2 separate regions of the Homo sapiens genome follow, and region 2 is linked to region 1. Evidence: read pairs that join two places in POLR2A ChIA-PET (ENCODE). Cell type or tissue: Caco-2. All regions are shown on one strand. Links, peaks and the distances in the headings refer to the core of each region. The heading gives the core; the rest is flanking DNA. Region 1 has its middle 13 kb from the start of NRAV. Region 2 overlaps RNF10 (ring finger protein 10).

The links. ChIA-PET counts read pairs that join two places held together with the same protein. Peaks named below come from ENCODE experiments on the same cell type or tissue, not always from the same donor. Only the 100,000 strongest peaks of a DNase experiment are listed, where the experiment ranks them.
Region 2: POLR2A ChIA-PET joins it to region 1 with 6 read pairs; 8 of 35 experiments call an interaction of 5 or more read pairs at or near these places.

The regions. Positions count from the first base shown.
Region 1 is chr12:120,481,776-120,484,684 of GRCh38, forward strand. It overlaps a transcript of DYNLL1 not described here. Among named protein-coding and RNA genes, the nearest start is that of NRAV, 13 kb to the right of the region's middle. In Caco-2, for the core only: no CTCF peak of the experiment used is centred there; no DNase peak of the experiment used is centred there.
Region 2 is chr12:120,548,985-120,551,893 of GRCh38, forward strand. All of the region lies in intron 2 of RNF10 (ring finger protein 10), which reads left to right. Among named protein-coding and RNA genes, the nearest start is that of RNF10, 16 kb to the left of the region's middle. In Caco-2, for the core only: no CTCF peak of the experiment used is centred there; DNase peaks (open chromatin) are centred at 1,307 and 1,577.

The DNA of each region.
Region 1 (2,909 bases), core at 86-2,585:
TCTAGTAATGTGGATAGTCTTTCTGGTGAACTCCCATATGTATGTTAATAAAATAAATGATTAAATTTTGTCTTCTTTTTGTTTGTTTTAGAGACAGGGGTCTCGCTCTGTTGCCCATGGGGCAGTGCAGTGGCATGATGCTAGCCCACGGCAGCCTCGACCTCCTGGACTCAAGTGATCCTCCCGCCTCAGCCTCCCAGAGTGTTGGGATTATGGGTGTAAGCCACCACGCTTGGCCTTCTCTTGTTAATATATCTTTCGTCTGTTTAATTCACAGGTCCCCAAAGACTAAACCTGAGGGTAGATAAAAAGTTTTTCCTCCCAGACACTGTCTACAAACTGATTCTAAAATTTACAGAGAAGCCAGGGCACTGTGTTTTGCACCTGTAGTCTCAGTTGCACACTTGGGAGCTACTTGGGAGCTGAGACAGGAAGATCGCTGGAGGCCAGGAGTTTGAGGCTATAATACACCATGATCATGCCTGTGAGTAGCCAATGCACTCCAGCCCGGGCAACATAGAAAGGCAAAGGTACTAGATTTGCCAAAACAATTTTTTTTTTTTTTGAGATGGAGTCGCGCTCTATCGCCCAGGCTGTAGTGCAGTGGCGCCATCTCGGCTCGCTGCAAGCTCCACCTCCCGGGTTCACGCCATTCTCCTGCCTCAGCCTCTCAGGTAGCTGGGACTACAGGCGCCTGCCACCGTGCCCGGCTAATTTTTTGTATTTTTAGTGGAGATGGGGTTTCACAGTGTTAGCCAAGATGGTTTCAATCTCCTGACCTTGTGATCCGCCTGCCTCGGCCTCCCAAAGTGCTGGGATTACAGGCGTGAGCCACCATGCCCGGCCTAGCCAAAACAATTTTTTTACAGAGAAAGGCAAAGGTACTAGATTAGCCAAAACAATTCTGAAAAAAAAAATAGTCAGAGGACTCACATACTCACATTACCCAACTTCAAGACTCACTATAAAGTTACAGTATTCAAAGTAGGGTGGTATCAGCAAAAAGATAAACACATAGAGCAGTGAGACAGAATAGACAGCCCAGGCCAGACATGGGCTTTGGGAGGCTGAGGCAGGAGGATTGCTTGAGTCCATGAGTTCGAGACCAGCCTGGGCAAGATGGCGAGACCTCCATCTCTACAAAAAAGTAAAAATTTAGCCAGGCATCGGTGGCTCGTGCCTGTGGTCCCAGCTACTCGAGAGGCTGACGCAGGAGGATCCCTCAAGCCCAGGATCCAGCCTGGAAAACAGAGCAAGACCTCATCTCTTAAAGAAAAAAAAAGGCCAGGCACGGTGGCTTACACCTGTAATCCCAGCACTTTGGGAGTCTGAGGCGGGTGGATCACAAGGTCAGGAGTTTGAGACCAGCCTGACCAATGTGGTGAAACCCCGTCTCTACTAAAAATACAAAAATTATCTGGGTGTGGTGGTGCACACCTGTAACCCCAGCTACAAGGGAGGCTGAGGCAGGAGAATTGCTTGAACTTGGGAGGTGGAGGCTGCAGTGAGCTGAGATTGTGCTACTGTACTCTAGCCTGGATGACAGAGAGAAGCTCTGTATCAAAAAAAAAAAAAAAGGTCAGAAGAAGAGCGAAGGTGGTGAGATATATTTTCAAGATTGAGCTTAAAGAATTTAAGCTCATTAATGTGCTTAAATTAGATGTGAGGTGTGAGGAATATACACAAGTCAAGGAAAACTTCTAGATCTCTCTCCTGAGCACCTGGAAGAATGCAGTGGCTATTTACAGTGATAAGGAAGCCTGCAGGATAAGCAGGCAGGTTTGGGAGTAGAATAGGTCTGTTGTGGATGTGTTAGGTTTGAGACAGATGCCTGTTAGACATCCTAGAGCTATTTCAAATAGGACTTAGAGATATGGGATGGGCATTCAGGGGCAAAGTTTGGGGTGAAAATACAAATTTGAGAGTTGTGAGCCATGAAATTTAAAGCCATGAAAATGGAGACTCCCAAGAGAGAGTTTAAATAGAGAAGTAGCCCAATAGAGAAGGCCTGGTTCACTTCTTCCTTCAGATGTCATGGAGAAAAGGGGAAACAAACAGAGGAGCCTGAGGTGGAGCAGCCAGTGAGATGGGAGGACAGCTAAGAGAGTGTGTGGTCCTGGAAGCCAAGGGAGGACCCAGAGGAAGAGAGCAACTGTGACATGTATGGCCATGAAGGGCACTGAGAATTGGCCACTGTGTTTAGCAGCATGGTGGTCACCGGTGACCACCACATTTGAGCTGTGTGGGTGCAGTGGATTAAAGAGAGAATGGGAGGTGAGGAATCGGGGACAGGGAGTACAGACAACTCTTGGAGGAAAGCCGAGATGGGATGGTAGCTACAGGAGAATGTGTAGGCAAGGGAAGCATTTTTAAAAGAATATGACAGCATGTTTGCACGCTGGTGGGAATAATCCAGTAGACAGGGGAAACTGATGATGCAGGAGAGGGAGAAGAGACAATCACAGGAATGAGAGGAGATGGACCCAGTGCCAGGGAGATGGCCTTAGATAGGAGCATGAACAGTTCATACAGGGTAACGGCAAGGGAGGCAGAATGTGTGTATACAGATGTGGGTGGGTGGGTGGGGACAGGTGGTGGAAATGCATGGAAGTTTATGAAAGGAATAAAGTAGATTTATATATCGTGACAGGGAACTCAGAATCATCCCATTTTGGTAAAAAGGAAAAAAGCCTGTTATATGCCGGGAAAAAATCAAATTTTAACATTATCTTTGAGTTGTAAGATTACAGATCTTACAAAGGAACTTTCTTTTTCAGATTCTAAATTTCTACAGTGTTTCACTTTTATACAATGAGTACCTATTACTTCTGAAAGTAGAATTAAAAAGATTATTTTTATCTTTGAAAGATATTCATCAGAACAAAGCACTGTTACAATACTGAAAAACT
Region 2 (2,909 bases), core at 273-2,772, 67 kb after region 1:
TAGGGAAATGATAACATGTCTGTGCTCATGGGATGGTCCTGGTGAGAGGCAAAGTGATGTGGGGAAAAGGGAGAGAATTGCTGAGCAATGTCCTTGAGTCCTTGAGATCTAGTGAGAAGTGGAGCAGTTGTCTTAGATAGGAACTCTACCAGTTCATCCCCAGTAACAAAAGGAAGGCCTGGTGATGGAGGTGGGTTCGGAGGTAGTTGGAATTCTTTTCTGATTGTTCTAATTTTCTCAGTGGAATATCTAAGGTGAGCCAAGAGGAGATTTGGAAGCCTGAGGAGTGAAGGAGTTGTCTGGGAAAGTGAGGGAATGAATGGACTGCAGAAGCGTACTAGGATTGTAGTACTTCCAGGCACATGAGGGTCTACTGTGGTGAGGCTGGTTGCTGTGGTTGTATTTGTTAGCCCTGTTTGTCTGCTGCAGGGCTGATGTGGAATAGGAAAAGAGTTGAATTAATCAGGGGAAGGTTTTGCCAGGTGAATACAGCAGATATATGAAGAAGTGGGTGATGGGGCCGGGCGCAGTGGCTCACAGCTGTAATCCCAGCACTTTGGGAGGCCAAGGAGGGTGGATCTCCTGAGGCCAGGAGTTTGAGACGGGCCTGGCTAATGTGGCAAAACTCTGTCTCTACTAAAAATACAAAAATTAACCGGGCGTGATGGCAGGTGCCTGTAATTCCAGTTACTTGGGAGGCTGAGGCAGGAGAATTGCTTGAACCCAGAAGGTGAAAGGTGCAGTGACCTGAGATCGCACCACTGCACTCCAGCTTGGGCGACAGAGCAAGACTCCATCTCCAAATAAATAAGTGAATAAATAAATAATAAATAAAAATTTAAAAAAGGAAGTGGGCAGTGGACCACAGGATCTAAGCCAAATCTGAGGGGTTGGATCATTGATTTGGAGGTCCTAGTGGGGGTAAAGAATTGTTGGAGTCAGGACTAAACCTGGGGAAGGAGTGTATTCCGGTCTGGACAACAGAATGCTCAAAGTTAAGATAGTGGAAGAGGTTGTGGTTGTTGGTCTAGACTATAGAACACTCCTGTCTAATAGATCAAGCCATGTGTGTAATCATACATTTTCTAGCTGCCTGCGCTAGAGAAGTAAAAAGTCCATTTTAATATGTTTAATATATTAAATTCAATATATCTAAAATCTAAAAGTTTACCACGTGGTACAGCCACATTTCAAGTGCTTAGTAGCTACATGTAGCTACTGGCTGCTGTGTTGGACATTACAGCTGTAGAACGGAAACCTGTAGGTGTGGTTGGCTGAGATGGGAGGGGCAAGCTAATTGGAAGAGAGGAGGTCAAGGACCTGGAGTTCAGGGTATTGCGAGGATAATCAGGAAGTATGAGTGGCGTCAGAGAAAGTGACAGTGGGCCAGCTAGGACAAGCTGAAGATGATAAAAGGTTGAGAATGTGGAGGATTTTGTTGACTGAGCACAAGCTCTTAGATCTAAGTTTGGGGCATTAAGGGTGGAAGACCGTTTGATTAAAGAGATCAGAGCCATGTGGAGATGAAAAATAAGGGATGACCTGGAAGTCTTGGGCTTCCTGTGTTGCACAAGCAAACAGAATGTGGAGAATGTGGCGTTTTTTTGTTTTTTGTTTGCTTTTTTTTTTTTGGACGAAGTCTCGCTCTGTCGTCCAGGCTAGAGTGCAGTGGCGTGATCTCGGCTCACTGCCAGCTCTGCCTCCTGGATTCACGGCATTCTCCTGCCTCAGCCTCCCGAGTAGCTGGGACTATAGGTGCCCGCCACCATGCCCAGCTAATTTTTTGTATTTTTAGTAGAGACAGGGTTTCACTGTGTTAGCCAGGGTGGTCTCGATCTCCTGACCTCGTGATCCGCCCGCCTCAGCCTCCCAAAGTGCTGGGATTACAGGCATGAGCCACCACACCCGGCCCAGAATGCGGCGTTATTTTTAAGCTTGGTTGTTAATATAAAAAAGGAAGTTATCTGACTGGATGGTATACCACCAGTTGTATTTAATTATTTTTAATTTATTATTTTTGAGACAGGGTCTTGTGGTGTCGCCCAGGCTGGAGTGCAGTGGCATGATTGTGGCCCACTGCAGCCTTGACCTACTGGGCTCAAATTATCCTCCCACCTCAGCCTTCCAAGTAGATGGGACCACAGGCATGCATCACTAAGCCTGGCTAATTTTTAAATTTTTTGTAGAGACATGGGATCCCTGTGTTGTCTAGACTGGTCTCAAACTCCTGGCCTCAAATGATCCTCCCTCCTTGGCCTCCTAAAGCACTGGGATTATAGATGTGAGCCACTGCGCCCATCCTAGTGTTTTTTTTTTTTTTTTTTTTTTGAAATGGAGTTTTGCTCTTGATGCCAGGCTGGAGTGCAATGGTGTGATCTTGGCTCACTGCAACCTCTGCCTCTCGGGTTCAAGCGATTCTCCTGCCTCAGCCTCCCGAGTAGCTGGTATTTCAGGCACCTGCCACTGCACCCGGCTAGTTTTTTTTTTTATTTTCAGTAGAGATGGGGTTTCACCATATTGCCCAGGCTGGTCTTGAACTCCTGACCTCAGGTGATCCGCCTACCTCAGCCTCCCAAAGAGCTGGGATTACAGGCATGAGCTACTATTCCTGGTCACCCATCCTGATTTTATTTTTAAATTTTAGATTTTATTTTTTAGACACAGAATCTCACCCTGTTGCCCAGGCTGGAGTGCAGTGGCTATTTGCAGGTGTATCATAGTGCACTGCAACCTTGAATTCCTGGGCTCAAGTGCCCCTCTTCAGCCTCCTGAGTGGCTGAGAGTGCAGGTGTGCATTACCGTTGCCTAGCTTTGTATTTATTTTTAAAGACTGTATTACTCCATTCTCTCATTGCTATTAAGAACTACCTGAGACTGGGTAATTTATGAAAAAGAGTGGCTTAATTGAC